Linked DNA regions of Homo sapiens: all the other regions are linked to region 1. Evidence: chromatin contacts called from ENCODE Hi-C data. All regions are on one chromosome and are shown on one strand. Each heading gives the region's core, a stretch centred on a gene start or an enhancer-like site at or near the end of the contact. The rest is flanking DNA. Distances are from core to core; before and after follow the strand shown. Region 1 holds the start of EXOC6 (exocyst complex component 6). Region 2 holds the start of HELLS (helicase, lymphoid specific). Region 3 holds the start of TNKS2-DT (TNKS2 divergent transcript).

Region 1 (4,724 bases), core at 957-3,456:
TCCCCAGCTGGAGACATTGGTCAAATAGGAAACTGGCCTGTGCCACATGCCCTGCTCTCCTCATTTTGCTCATTATCATAGTTCACCGCAGCCTCGAACTCCTGGGCTCAAGCAATCCTCCTGCCTCAGCCTCCCAAAGCTCTGGGATTATAGGTGTGAGCCACTGTGCTCGACCTAAGAAGTTCTTGAGAGGGGAAAATAACCTTTTGAAAATTGAAACTGAAACATAAAAAAAAGAAGACAAATTTTATCCCCTCCCACAAAAAGAATGAAAAGCTAGGTCTCTCTGCAGGAAATGGAAGACTGTCTTAGCTCAATGGATGTGTATAGCTGGAATCCATTGCTCTGAAGATTCCAGATTAATAGGAAGGAGGGCATTAGCAATGTTTTATAGGGCCCTTCCTAAGTTTGGTAGGCAGTGGGTCCCACTGATGCTCACATTCTAATCCCTGGAACCTGTGCATATGTTATTTTTACATGACAAAGGGGGTATTGCATATGTGATTAAGGTTAAGGACCCTGAGATGGAAGATTATCCTGGATTAAATGGTTGGGTCCACTCTAATCATATGGGTCCTTAAAAACTGAGCATCTTTTCCAGCCTAAGTCAGAGTCAGAGGAAGATGTGACCACAGAAGAATGGTCAGAGAGATGTAATGCTGCTAGCTTTGAAGATGGAGGAAGGGGGCCACAAGCCAAGGTATGTGGGTGGCCTCTAGAAGCTGGAAAAGGCAAAGAAACAAATTCTCCCGCAGAGTCTCTAGCAAGGAACACAGACATGCTGACACCTTGATTTTTAGCCCAGTGAGACCTGTGACAGACTTCTAACGTACAGAACTGTAAGATAATATGTCTGAGTCATTTTAAGCTACTCAATTTGTGGTGATTTGTTAAAGCAACAATGGAAAACTCATACACCATGGGACAGCAATATGAGGCAGACACTGCCATTGTCATTTACAGTCATTTAACTGACATATAAAAGAACTAGGTTCTTGCCCAATGTCACACAGCTGTCAAGTGATATTAATCCAAGAATTAATGTCTTCGGACACTGGTCTTCAGAGCTCATGCTCTAACTATTGCACAATACCACCTCCCAGGATGTTTGTGGGGAGGAGGCTGGAGGTAGGTTTCAAGTAAAAGCTCACTAAGGGTGAGTGAGTTACACAGCTGGATAAAGAGCTTGGTTGACTCAAAGGGAAGCTTTTCAAAGCCCTGGATTAATGTAGAGCAGAAAGTAGTTGTTCCTCAGGCTAGGTTTCCATTCTGTTCCTGTTTAGTCTTCCTTCCTCCCTGCTTTGATCATGACAAACTGGTTTACTCAGTGTCCCACAAACATGTCATTAAGCACGACTTTTTTCTACACTGATACCTTTGTCCAAGCCTCCCTGCCTCTCTCTCCCACCTCCCTGCTGCTAACCCCCTTTCAAGAGCTCTCACCCCTTCTCAACCCAGCTACTCTGACCTGGGGGCACCTGAGTTCACGGACTTTGGTATGAATTACACATCGCCCTGGGCCTTTTTTTTTTTTTTTTTTTTTGGTATCTCTGCCATCAAGTGTCTTAACTTCTCATCATTTAATTTTTTATGTCGCTTATAATTTATTTCCAAGTTGACTGGCCGCTGTGGACTTCTTGCAGGCGGGGACATGAATCCACCTGGAGCGGTCTTCATGGTCAACTGGGATCTTTATTCGTTCCTAAAATAAATCTTACTATCACATGCAATTTTGCTTTTCGTGAGTGCATGTTTTCCTTTCTCTGACTCCCCACGACCCAGAGTACATCAGGCCCTTGTTAAATGTCCCCGTGGCTCTTATTACAGATTCAGGGTGATGATCTGAGTGTCCACCTTGCTGATTACTACGGTACCCCCGCGTGTGGCACAGGGTGTGGCACACACAGAAGACAAGGAGATATGTTAAAGCCCAAAGGCCAGGCACAAGACGCCCAGGAGGGACTAGTCGCGAGAGAGGGCAGGAGGCCAGCTGGGTACCCGGCCGCCGCCCGTAGCCCCAGCTCACAGCCCCCGCTCACTCCTGCAGGTGCGGGGGCGGGAACCGGGTCGCGCGCCTTCTGCCCGGCGTTCCGCGCGCCCCCGCGCCGCCGGCCCGAGCGCCCCGCCCCCGCCCCGCCCCTTCGCGCTCGCGCCACTTGGAGCTCGCCCCCGTCGTTCCCGCGGCGCCGCGCCTCGCTGGCTCCTCAGCTTCCAGCCAAAATGGCGGAGAACAGCGAGAGTCTGGGCACCGTCCCCGAGCACGAGCGGATCTTGCAGGAGATCGAGAGCACCGACACCGCCTGTGTGGGGCCCACCCTCCGGTAAAGATCTCATCCCACCGGGACTTCGGCCCCCCGCCCCACGCCGGCCGCTCCTCACGAGCCGGGCGGGGCGTCCGCCGCCGGCCGCGCGCGAAGCTCCCCGACAGGTGGTGCGCGCGGGGGCGGGCGGGGGCGCTCGCGGGTGGCGGAACTCTAGCCGGTACCCGGGCGGGACCGAGAAGGCGGCTGCACCTGTCGGCGCGGCCTGCCTCCACCGCTGTAGCTGTCACCCCGCAGCCGGTGGGTGTGGCTGCTGCAGGGTCTCTAACCCCGGGCCCCGCGCTGCGGCCCCGCGTTCTCCTCCTGGCTGCGGCCCCCGGGCCCGAGGACACTTCTGGGGCCTGCCCCCGTCTCGCTCGTGGTGGGGCTGAGGGCTGCTCGGCCGCGGGCATGCCAGGCTAGGGTCGACAGCAGGCACCCGGCGTGACGGAGGTGCCAGGTCGCGCGCGGGTGGAAAGCCTGGCGCGCCGGGCTGCCGCGGGCGTGGGAGAATTGAAATTGAGCGGGAGACGCCGGCCCGCTTTCCCCCTACTCCCCCGCGCGGCCGCAGTGGGCGAGAAGAGAGCGTGGGCTGGAGAAGAGAGCGTGGGCTGGAGGAGAGCAGCTGCTTGCTGCTTGGGAACACGCTAGGGTGACCCTGCGCTCGCGGGATCTAAGCTGCTTTGGAGGCAGAACAGCTTTTACTTATTTACAAACATTTCATTAAAATTGCATTAATTTTTCCGTTTAAATCGAGTTCCTCCCCATTCATTTTAAGAATAGTACTAGGTAATGCATATTCCATGCCAAACTGAGTACCTGCTGTTCCAATAGAATATTATTAGCCAGGCAACGTAATGAGCCATGGGTTAGGTTAGGCACTGTCTTCAAGAATAAGTTCCTTTTACATATAAGGTTTCATCTTTTGGAGTGATAATAATGATAAATGAAGTTATTATTCACTTAGGGAACTTGAGACTGATTATGCTTTATCATTAGTATTCTTCAGAATACACTTCCTAGAATAGAGCGCTGTACAGTTTGTGGACCTGTGAATATAGTGTAAATTGAAGCCAGTTCAAGTTATGTAAATACACCTTGCCCTTAAGAGTCAGGAGGCCTGGGTTCTTGTTTTGCCCTAATTCTGCCTCTGATGAAATGTGCAGTCATGGAAAAAAATTATTTAACCTCTCTGGATCTCGGTTTCCTTATTTGTAGAATGGGGAGGGGAGAGTATTCAGATGCCCAGGAAACTCAGAACATTAGGGACCTTGCCTATTTGTTCACTACTGTATCCCTAACACCAAGCATGTGGTAGGCATGTTATAAATTTTTGTCACATAAGGTTTCTGCTATGATATGATAATGCATAATTAGTGCATTTCCTTAATTTTCCAACATTATTATTTCTTTTAATAAACTGTATACTTGGTAATGAAAGAAGTAAGATTAAAAGGAAGCTTTGTTTTCATCACTGCATCTTGAAACTGAGAGTGCAGTGTGTGATAAAGTTACTAGAGTAGTTTATTTGTGAAAATAGTACTGGTTATGAAGGAGGTGCTTCATCTTAGGAAAATGTGCTAGGTAGTGTCCTTGAAAAAAGATGAAATTAACTTAGAAGAAAAATTTGAAATATATTGAGAGATTTTTGGGACACTCAGGAACAGAATATGTGTATTCATAGTGTTATTCTGTTCTTTTTTGCTGGGCAGTTGTTTCAACTGGCTCATTTTGTTTGAACCCACTCTCTTTTCTTTAGCAATCCCTGGTGACTCATACTTATCCCATATATATGTATATTTGTGTCTCATTTATAAGCAGACGCTTTTTGCACACATATAGAGGGTACTGCTAGCAGTCTTTTCTCTTGAACATTGTTTAAGCTACTACTATTTTTTCCCTTTTTTTTCAGGTTTCACGAAGTGAAGTGTTAATATTGCATTTTTAAAAACCATTTATTATGGAAAAATTTTAAATGTTTAAAAAAGTAAAATAGTGTAATGAACCACCATGAACTGTCATCTAGCTTCAATTCATTCCCTGGCCAGTCTTGTTTGATCTCTTCCCTTATCTACTCCCTATCATCTTGGATTATTTTGAAGGAAATCCAAGACATCAATTTATTCATAAATATTTTAGTATTAAGATTAATTTTTGTTGTTATTTCCTAATTATCTTTTAGCTGGCCTGTAGACTTATCATTTTATTTATATTGTTTTTTCTCAGCGGCGGGATTTTTCAGCCTGATCTTTTCCTGAGAAGCACGTGATAAACTTTCCGCAGGCCCTGACATATAACATGGTTCTTTGACCACAACAGAAGTATATTAGAAATCAGTAGTTAAAAAAAACAAAAAAACAAAAACTATCTGGAAAATTCCCAAATATTTGGTCATTGACTAACACACAAAAAATAAATCAAAAG
Region 2 (4,724 bases), core at 1,315-3,814, 1.7 Mb after region 1:
GAACTGTGGTCCACTTGCCTGGCTCAGGAAGACAAGACTTCCACACTGAGCTTTTGCAGCTGTAGGAATTGGGGCAGCTCATGCTTAAGACCCAAACTCCCTGATGGCTTGCAGGTAAGGATTTTTAAAGGCAGGGGTAAATTTCAGGAAAGCAGAAATTACAGGCAAAGTCATTGATTAATACATGGAGTCTATGTATTGTTTCGACCGCCATCTCAAAGGGTAGGTAGGTCAAAAGGTGGATTAAAAGGTAGGTCATAGATGGATTAAAAGGTTTTCTGATTTGCAGTTGGTTCAGGAGGTGAAGCTTTGTCTAAAAATTTGGGGAGCTGGGTGTGGTAGAGTGTGCCCGTAATCCCAAAATTTCTTTCCCTTTGACTTGGGAGGCTGAGTGGGAGGATGGCTTGAGCCCAGGAGTTTGAGACCAGCCTAGGCAATATAATGAGACTCCATCTCAATTTTTAAAAATTAAAAAATAAAAATTTGGGATCAGCAGAAAAGAATGCTAGCTCTGCTTGTGTGTGTGACCTCCTCCAGGCCCCTAGGAATAAATTTAGAACAAATGAGGCAGCAGAGTGCCAGCACATGTGTTTGGTGGCGCTTGGGGTTTCTAAAAAACAACTCAGAGACATGTGTTAAGATATTATCTCTAGTTTTTATAAAGGAACCAAACATCTCCTGAATCTAACTTCCTGGGCTGTTGTTTTAGGCTACCATTACCTTCTTCCTTATCAAGTTGCTTATTTACTTGTCAGGGCTAGCTAGGTTCCTGGAATTTCCCTTGAAGCAACTCAAGATTTCCCTTTATTCCCATGGTTTTTTTTTTTTTTTTTTTTTTTTTTTTTTTTGAGACAAAGTGTAGCTTTATCACCCAGGCTGGAGTGCAGTGTTACAATCTCGGCTCACTGCAGCCTTGACCACCTGGGATCAAGTGATTCTCCCACCTCAGCCTCCCAAGTACTAGGACCACAGGCATGTGCCACCACAGCCGGCTAATTTTGGAAATGTTTGTAGGGGCCAGGCACAATGTGTCACGCCTGCACTCTCAGCACTTCCGGAGGCCGAGTTGGGAGGATCCCTTGAACCTAGGAGTTCGAGACCAGTCTAGATAACATGGCGAAAAACCGTCTCTACCAAAAAACAAAAACACACAAAAACCCCAAACCAACAAAAATTAGCCTGGAATGGGCTAATGTCCGACACTAAAATGTCCGGGCGTGGTGGCACGCACCTGTAGTCTCAGCTACTTGCTAGGCTGAGGTGGGAGGATCAACTGAGCCCAGGAGGTGGAGATTGCAGTGAGCAGAGATCGTGCCATTGCACTCCTGCCTGGACGACAGAGTGAGACCCTATCTTAATAAAATAAAATATAGAGACTAGGTTTCGTTTCTATTTTTTATGAGACGGAGTCTCTCCCTGTTGCCCAGGCTGGAGTGCAATGGCGCGATCTCTGCTCACTGCAACCTCTGCCGCCCAGGTTCAGGCGATTCTCCTGCCTCAGCCTCCCGAGTAGCTGGGACTACAGGCGCCTGCCACCGTGCCCGGCTGTTTTGTATTTTTAGTAGAGACAGGGTTTCACCATCTTGGCCAGGCTGGTCTTGAACTCCTGACCTCGTGATCCACCCGCCTTGGGCTCCGAAAGTGCTGGGATTACAGGCGTGAGTCACCGCACCCGGCTTGTAAACTCTTAAATTTTGTATAGACACAATCATACAAGTTGTGGGAGTCAAAATGAAGGAAACGGGTGGTTACATGGTAGGTATATTTAATGCCATACATCTTAAGAAATTGGAGGTGGGAAAGGGAGCCCTGGAGAGGGAGACAAAGGAAATAGTTGAAAAGGAATGCAAACAAGAAAAGGAGGAATTGAAAGCTGAAGTGAAAACCAGGGACAAGAAAAGCTCCGCTCCTTCCTTCACTGCCCACTCGAATGAATGAATCCTGTTTGGTTTCCTGAATCTTCCTTCTGCTGGCCACTCCGCTTGGTCCATCACTTCTTTCAGCTTGCCCTTATCCTAAACAGCTTTCTTTAACCCAGTCATAATCTTAATTTCCTGTTCCTTCTCTCTCCCGTCCCACCCACAAAAAAGCCCTCCTCTTTGTCATTTTGGGGGATTTTTCACTTAAGATGTGAGCCGCGCGCTGCGGGTGCGGCGAGGCTGGCCCTATAAAAATGTTTCTGTTTCTGACATCCTCGTGCAGATACGCAGACGTCTCTACCTACAGGATCATGGGCTAGCGGGTGCTCAATCACAGCAGCCAGCGTTGGAAGGCGCCTTGCAAAGTATTAACAGCACTATCAAACTTTAATTGCGTAGTTCGGAACCAGATATGTGAGGAAACTGGGTTCTCCACGATCGGCCACCTCGCCCAATCTCACAGGATAGTTACAGGCTGAGTTCGGCAGCGGGACCCAGTTTCCTCCTGAGAGAGGTCCAGGTAAAGGTTTACGGTTGCCACAGGTCAGTCCTGACGAAAACCGCAAGCTGCGCCAAATCTCGCGCAGCGGGGCGGGAGGGCGGGTGGGGAATGTAAGGTATCGCGAGATGACAGGATTTTCCCGCGAAGGAGAAGCGCGCTTTTTTCCCTGGCGGGGGATTTGGCTAGAAGGCTGGGCCGGCAGCGGTTGTGAGGAGTTAGCTCGCGGCATTGCAGGCTCTGAGAGGAGGGGACCCGGTTCCCGGGTGAGTGTCCAGGCATGCCAGCGGAACGGCCCGCGGGCAGCGGCGGTGAGTGAGGAAAACCTTTTGGGCGCGGGTGGCAGCCTGCGGGGCTGAGGTGGGCAAGCATGGAGGCTGCGGCGGAGTTTCGGGGAGGGAGCCGACCCCGGGCAGGGACTGAGGAGGAAAGGAGGGTTGGGAAACTGCAACGGTGAGTGGAGGACACCCCGGAATCGCACGTATTAGCATGCCGGTGAAGATTTCACATAGGCAACTGCATTTTCCCGAGCATCCCGAGTTGTAAACTGTGGTCCAGGCGACTTGTAGACATTGTGAAGACTTACGGTGTCTTCTGAGAGGTGATGCTGGCGTCCCCTCGGTCTTCAGCTTTTGCTCCAGTGCATCTCGGGTGGGAGAAAGGCTGTTTCTTGTTGGAGTTGAGTAGTTGGTAATTTTTTTAAAACTGCAATTTGAAAGCTTTCTCCCCCGTCAGGCTCGGAGGCTCCAGCAATGGTTGAACAACTGGACACTGCTGTGATTACCCCGGCCATGCTAGAAGAGGAAGAACAGCTTGAAGCTGCTGGACTAGAGAGAGAGCGGAAGATGCTGGAAAAGGTAATTTAGGCATCAGGTTCGTCGTCGTGAAAGCCTGTGGTAACCTCGGCTTTAACCCGGAGGTGTGGTTTGTGTTCTTTGCTTTCCTATTTAGTGGGCTTTTTAATAACTGAAAGAAAACAGCTTTATTACTTGTCTTTTTTGTATGTTTACAGATATTGCCTTTGAGAATCCTTTCGCAAGTGCTTTGAATGGTGTGTTTCTATGAGATGTAGTCTTGGTAGTCCCATCACTTTTAAATGAGCATTTCAGATTGCTTGTTTAGCCATGAAAAGTCTTTCAAAGTCCATAGTGAGTTTTTTCGTTTGTCATCCTTATTTCCTTTAAAAATTACCTTAAATGTATGTCTCATGGCAAACAGGAATCGCTAAAACCTGCAGAAGTAATGTACTAGACTGAGGGCAGGAGAAGTTAGCATCAATCAAAGGCTGGGCTGGAATCCAAGTCTAATGATTTCCTTATACTGTAGTGCTGTTTTCCACCTAAGTGATCAACTTGCTGTTTGTTTTTCTTTTGGTTTCATGGCCTGTGTATTGCTACATAAGATTCTTTAGCTAAAAATGTGCCGTACTTTTTCAATGACAAGTTGCTGTAGTTTTCTTGTAGAGAGCATTTTGTAAGTTACTAAAAACAGTTTTTAACCTGAAAAATTCTTGTTTATTCTAAAGCCCCACCCTGCTGCTTGATTCATATGCAAGAAAAAGAATGATCGTTGACTCTTAAGTACTGCCTAGTACGTGGTTTTCTTGTGCTTTATTAATTTATTAAACTCTACCGATATTATGATATAGGTTATTTTTTGTTATTTTCATTTACAAATGAAGAAACTGAGGGAGAAGGGCACATAGTAAGTGTTGAAGTCAAATTTCAACTCAGGCTGCCTGCAGAATTTCTGTCCTTAATAATAGTGAATTAACTCATGATTATAAAACTACTTAAGTTGGAAAATAATGCATTCCAAAAACGAGTAATGAGGCCGTTGGTTCCCTGTTATGTCAACAATAATTTTTTTGTCAGCATTGTTAATACTTCTTGAACATTTATTAGGAGTCATGCATTGTTTTGAATGCTTTATATGTATTTACTCATTGAATCCTCAACTATTCTGTAAAGTAGATGTTCATTATTACTATTACTGCTATTAAACTTACTAGTTTAATTACTAGTATAAACAATTGCTATTATTGAACTACACAACCAAATAGGTTTTATTAGTCATCTTATTTTACAGATGAGGAAACTGAGGCACATAGAGGTTGTTTGGGTGCCACAGTTGGTAAATGGCAGAGCTAACATTCCAGTGTAGGCCATGTGGTTCTAGAATGCACATTTTTTAACTACCATGCTATAGTTCCACTCCAGTAATACTCCTTCCGTTATTACTGATGATCTCTGGTTGACTATAACCAGTTAAGGTAATATATTAACAAATTTTCTTTAAGTAACATC
Region 3 (4,724 bases), core at 1,158-3,657, 1.1 Mb before region 1:
CTGAAGGTTGGGGTGGCTGTAGCAATTTCTTAAGAGAAGCTAAAATGAAATTTGCCACATCGATTGACTGTTCCTTTCACAAAAGATTTCTCTGTAGCATACAATGCTGTTTGATAGCATTTTACCCACAGAGCTTTCAAAATTAGAGTCTATTTGGGTGTTGAAACTTAATGGCAAAACAAACAAAAAAATAGAGCCTATCTCTCAAGCTCTGCTCCTGCTTTATCACCTATGTTTAAGTAACATTCTAAATTCTTTGTTGTCATTTCAAAAATTTTTACAGCATCTTCACCAGGAGTAGGTTCCATCTGAAAAAAATTTTTTTTTGCTCCATAAGAAGTAACTCCTCATCCATTCAAGCTGGTTTTTCTGTTTGTTTTCAGAGACAGGGTCTCTGTCACCCAAGCTGTAGAGGAGTGCAGTGACATGATCACAGCTCACCATAGCCTCAAATTCCTAGATCCCTCACATGTGCAGTTCACAATAGGGTTTGCGCTCCTGTGAAAATCTAATGCTGCTGCTGATCTGACAGGAGGTGGAGCTCAGGCGGTAATGCTCACTCCCCGCCCATCCCCACCCTGCCTCCATCCCCCGCCCTGCACCTTCTCTGCTCACCTCACGCTGTGCGTCCTTGTTCCTTACAGGCTAGGGACCAGTACCGGTCCAAGGGCCGGGGGTTGGGGACCCCTGTTCTAGTTAACTTGCTGCAGCTCCTACATCAGTATTTGCTGCTTCACCTTACACTTCTATATTATGAAGACAGCTTCTTTCCTTAAACTTCATGAACCAACCTCTGCTAGCTTTTAACTTGTCTTCTGCAACTTCCTCAGGTCTCTCAGCCTTCACAAAATTGAAGGCAGTTAGGGCTTTGCTCTGGATTCAGCTTTGGCTTAAGGAAATCTTGTGGCTGGTTTGACCTTCTATCCAGACCACTCAAACGTTCTTCGTATCAGCAGTAAGTCTGTTTCACTTTCTTATCATTCATGTGTTCACTGGAGTAGCACTTTTAATTTCCTTCAAAAACTTCTCATTTGCATTCACAACTTGGCTGTTTGGTGCAAGGGGGCCTATCTCAGCTTTCAACATGCCTTCTGCACTAAGATGAATCATTTCTAGCTTTTGATTTAAAGTGAGAGATACGCAACTTTTCCTTTCACTTGAACACCTAGAAAACCATTGCAGAGTTCTTAATTGGCCTAATTTCAATATTATTGTGTTTAAGGGAACAGATAGGCCCCAGGAGAGGGAGAGAGATGGCAGAGTAGCCTGTCAGTGGGGCAGTCAGAACATACACATTTATTGATTGATTGCTGTCTTCTATGGGTGTGGTTTGTGGTGCCTCAAAACAATTACAACAGTGATTTCAACTTATCACTGATCATAGATCACCATAGCAGATTTATGGGAAGAAAAATGATAAACGCAATCATATTGGTAGTGTTCTAGTCCTAGGTTCGTTCATGCATGTTCATGTTATTGATAAGCACCATAACTTCAATTTCATATGTATAAAAATGCTCAAAAAAGTGTACATCCTCTTTTAGCACTGTAGTGAGTCAACATTCCCCAACAAAAACTGGATTTCCTGAAAAACAGGTTAAGGTAGGAGGTTGGGGGGGGGATGCTTTTCAGAATGGCAAAGGTCAACATGTATCATCTTCTGTAAGTAAAATGTATGTATAGGCATACCTTTCTTTCAGTTTAAGACAAGGGGGTGTAGTGGGGAATTATCGTGTAAAACTACACCAGTATCTTAAGCATGAAAATCAATTATATGCTTTTCTTTTGTTTGTTGGTCAAAGAAAAAGATTATAACTCAGAAAACTTTCTTGGAGATGCGTATGCTCAGTGTATCCAAACTTTAGGCATGTCAGGTACAATATTGATTTACAAAAAGTTCCTCTAATCAATCCTGAGCTAATAACTTACTGTGGAAAGAGTAATTGATCAGAGCCATCCCTCCAATTGGAGTCAACTTCCATGACTGTTCGGATTTCCTTTATTTTGGGGGCAGTTCATCCAAACTTCTATTAAACGGCAACTAGTTCACTTTTGAGAAGTGGTTTACAAGAAACAACAACAACAACAACAAAGCAGTTGCGGAGGAAAGAAAAGAGACAAAGTAAAAAAAACGGAAAAGAAATCTCCCAGGAGAAAGGGATGTGGAAGCTGAAAACACGGACAATTTCCACAGTAAGACTTCCAAAAGAATGTGCAAGATCCGAGCAAAACTTTCAAGGGCTCTTTTTCAGTGTAATGGTAGTGAGAAAGTTCAGCCTGGAAAGCCCAGGGCTTAAAACAACAACAACAAAAAACACAATATGCAGGATCGTTCGGCTTCAGCAGAACCCACCGCAAAGATGGCGGTGGGACGAAGCCCCTTCTCCCGCCGCCGAAGCCTCTCGCCTCACATTTCCCACAAACCCTTCGCGCCGCCTCGCTAGCCGAAACCTGCCCAGCCGGTGCCCGGCCACTGCGCACGCGCGGGACGACGTCACGTGCGCTCCCGGGGCTGGACGGAGCTGGCAGGAGGGGCCTTGCCAGCTTCCGCCGCCGCGTCGTTTCAGGACCCGGACGGCGGATTCGCGCTGCCTCCGCCGCCGCGGGGCAGCCGGGGGGCAGGGAGCCCAGCGAGGGGCGCGCGTGGGCGCGGCCATGGGACTGCGCCGGATCCGGTGACAGCAGGGAGCCAAGCGGCCCGGGCCCTGAGCGCGTCTTCTCCGGGGGGCCTCGCCCTCCTGCTCGCGGGGCCGGGGCTCCTGCTCCGGTTGCTGGCGCTGTTGCTGGCTGTGGCGGCGGCCAGGATCATGTCGGGTCGCCGCTGCGCCGGCGGGGGAGCGGCCTGCGCGAGCGCCGCGGCCGAGGCCGTGGAGCCGGCCGCCCGAGAGCTGTTCGAGGCGTGCCGCAACGGGGACGTGGAACGAGTCAAGAGGCTGGTGACGCCTGAGAAGGTGAACAGCCGCGACACGGCGGGCAGGAAATCCACCCCGCTGCACTTCGCCGCAGGTAACCGGGGCCAGCGTCCCCTCGCCTCGCTCCAGACCCCACCTGCGCAGCCGGGGCCCACAGGTCTGAAACCAGTGCTCCTCCGCCTCCCGACCTTTCTCCAGGACTCTGGTCCTGGTGATCTCGCTCTCTTCCAGTGGGGACTAAGGAGATTAGGGGTAGGGTGAGCGTGCCACACTCGCTGGAAGTTTTTTGTTTTGTCTTGGTTTGGTTTTTTTGCCAGGTGTTGGGGGTGGTTTGGGGTTTTGGCTTTGTTTTGTTTTACAGTATCAACAATACCTGTACCAACTTCCGGTCTTGTTACCCTAGAAGGCCTCTACACACAAGAAAGAGTAGGGGACGTAGTTGATAGACCTTATGATTTAAAAGGTCAGTTACCTCCAAAATTTTTCGTTCTTGCAAGTTCCATTTGGGTTAAGGTCTTGAAGGACTTTGTAAAATACAAGGATGTAATTTAGGAGGAGTAGCTTAATAGGACGTTGACACATTAGCGTTAATTGGTTTATCAGAATAGCCAATCATTACCAAGTTTCTGGAGTGACTAGAACGGGAAATAGGCAAGTTTGGGAGAACTGAAACCTGACTTAGGCTGGGTGCGGGAAGCCTTAGACACACACACATACAAGTTGGGCGGAAAGTGGTAGTATAAGAGAAAAGATAGTGCAAGTACTTTAGCTTGAATCTAGAATTTAAGTTGGGACTAACCTTGCTTCATTCTGAAATTTAGATCGTTTGAATTACATTATTTTAATATTTATTAGGTTCACTTTATGATTTAAGCATATTAAATTTAGTCGAAAAATTTAAAAGAGCCATAGATGGGATATTCAGCTTATTCCCATAAAGCATGCATGCTGTTCACTTGTAGGAAAGATGATGACTGTTTCTAACTTCAGGTGAGTCATGCGTGATTGAAAATGGGAGTACCTCCTCTTACCTCTGACAATCCTGGTTTTTTGTTTTGTGTATTTCATGATTGTTTAAAACAATTTTTTGAAAAATCGGGGAATACCTTTTAAAGTACTCCTGTTCTTTTGGGGCTAGATTGATGAAGAGAAAAGGAGCAGTGAGAAATATTTCCTCTTTCACAGATATTACTTTTACACTTTCTACCAATTGGAGATTTGTTCGCTTTAACCTGTTCCAGATTTTAAATGTAAATACTACCAGGAGGTATGCTTTTTTGATCAATTGCACCTTTGTTGGATTTCCATTGGGGAGTCTTTTAAAAAGAAGAAAGTTTAGGGAACCTAGGTGGGAGAACTAGAAACGGTTTGTGGGCAATGGAAAGAGAAGGAAGAATACTTAAGTCAAACACACCTAGTTAGCCTTTTTGCCCGAAATTTCGGTGGTAAGTGCTGCCGTTCTTCAGCTAATTTAGGTTGTCCTGTTTGACCATGTAGTCAACATTTAAACAACTCATTTGGCAAACTGTCACGATCAACTGATACATAAGCCAAAGGGTAGGGTTACTTAGATTCTGTTCACTTGATCTGTGGGATAAAAATAACCAAGAAAGATCTTAGTTGCTACCTTTCAAGAATTTGGTGTATTAGTGAGTTCATATCTGAAAATAGTAATATTTAGAGGTGTAAGATTATGTTATTAGATCCTCAGTGACCTTGTTCCTTCTCTGCCTTCCCACCTTCAGTTCTGTCCCAACGTTTCAAAGCATATTTTTTACATAGGTTTCATTTTGTTCAAGTTTGGAAGACTTA

What was found. A loop is a pair of places that touch in the nucleus more often than their neighbours do. Pooled maps may share reads with other maps.
Region 2: a loop to region 1 is called in a map of CD8-positive, alpha-beta T cell, with 18 times the contacts of the local background. The contact joins the promoter of HELLS here to the promoter of EXOC6 in region 1. A Hi-C loop is called at or near these places in 2 of 168 maps with a recorded cell type or tissue (CD8-positive, alpha-beta T cell and naive thymus-derived CD4-positive, alpha-beta T cell) and 7 of 50 pooled maps.
Region 3: a loop to region 1 is called in a map of CD8-positive, alpha-beta T cell, with 7 times the contacts of the local background. The contact joins the promoter of TNKS2-DT here to the promoter of EXOC6 in region 1. A Hi-C loop is called at or near these places in 2 of 168 maps with a recorded cell type or tissue (CD8-positive, alpha-beta T cell and naive thymus-derived CD4-positive, alpha-beta T cell), 1 of 37 single-sample maps with no recorded cell type and 15 of 50 pooled maps.

Annotation. Positions count from the first base shown.
Region 1 is chr10:92,846,314-92,851,037 of GRCh38, forward strand. EXOC6 (exocyst complex component 6) reads left to right here and starts at 2,207. Exons shown (of 22, transcript NM_019053.6): 1 at 2,207-2,321. The coding sequence starts at 2,221. RefSeq lists silencers at 2,024-2,173, 2,314-2,653.
Region 2 is chr10:94,543,224-94,547,947 of GRCh38, forward strand. HELLS (helicase, lymphoid specific) reads left to right here and starts at 2,565. Exons shown (of 22, transcript NM_018063.5): 1 at 2,565-2,729; 2 at 3,154-3,275. The coding sequence starts at 2,699. RefSeq lists enhancers at 1,621-2,245, 1,659-1,708, 2,246-2,870, 2,871-3,494 and a silencer at 2,419-2,498.
Region 3 is chr10:91,795,884-91,800,607 of GRCh38, forward strand. It overlaps TNKS2-DT (TNKS2 divergent transcript), which reads right to left and starts at 2,408. Exons shown (of 2, transcript NR_108071.1): 1 at 2,354-2,408. It overlaps TNKS2 (tankyrase 2), which reads left to right and starts at 2,543. Exons shown (of 27, transcript NM_025235.4): 1 at 2,543-3,006. The coding sequence starts at 2,808. RefSeq lists an enhancer at 2,252-2,421 and a silencer at 2,502-2,911.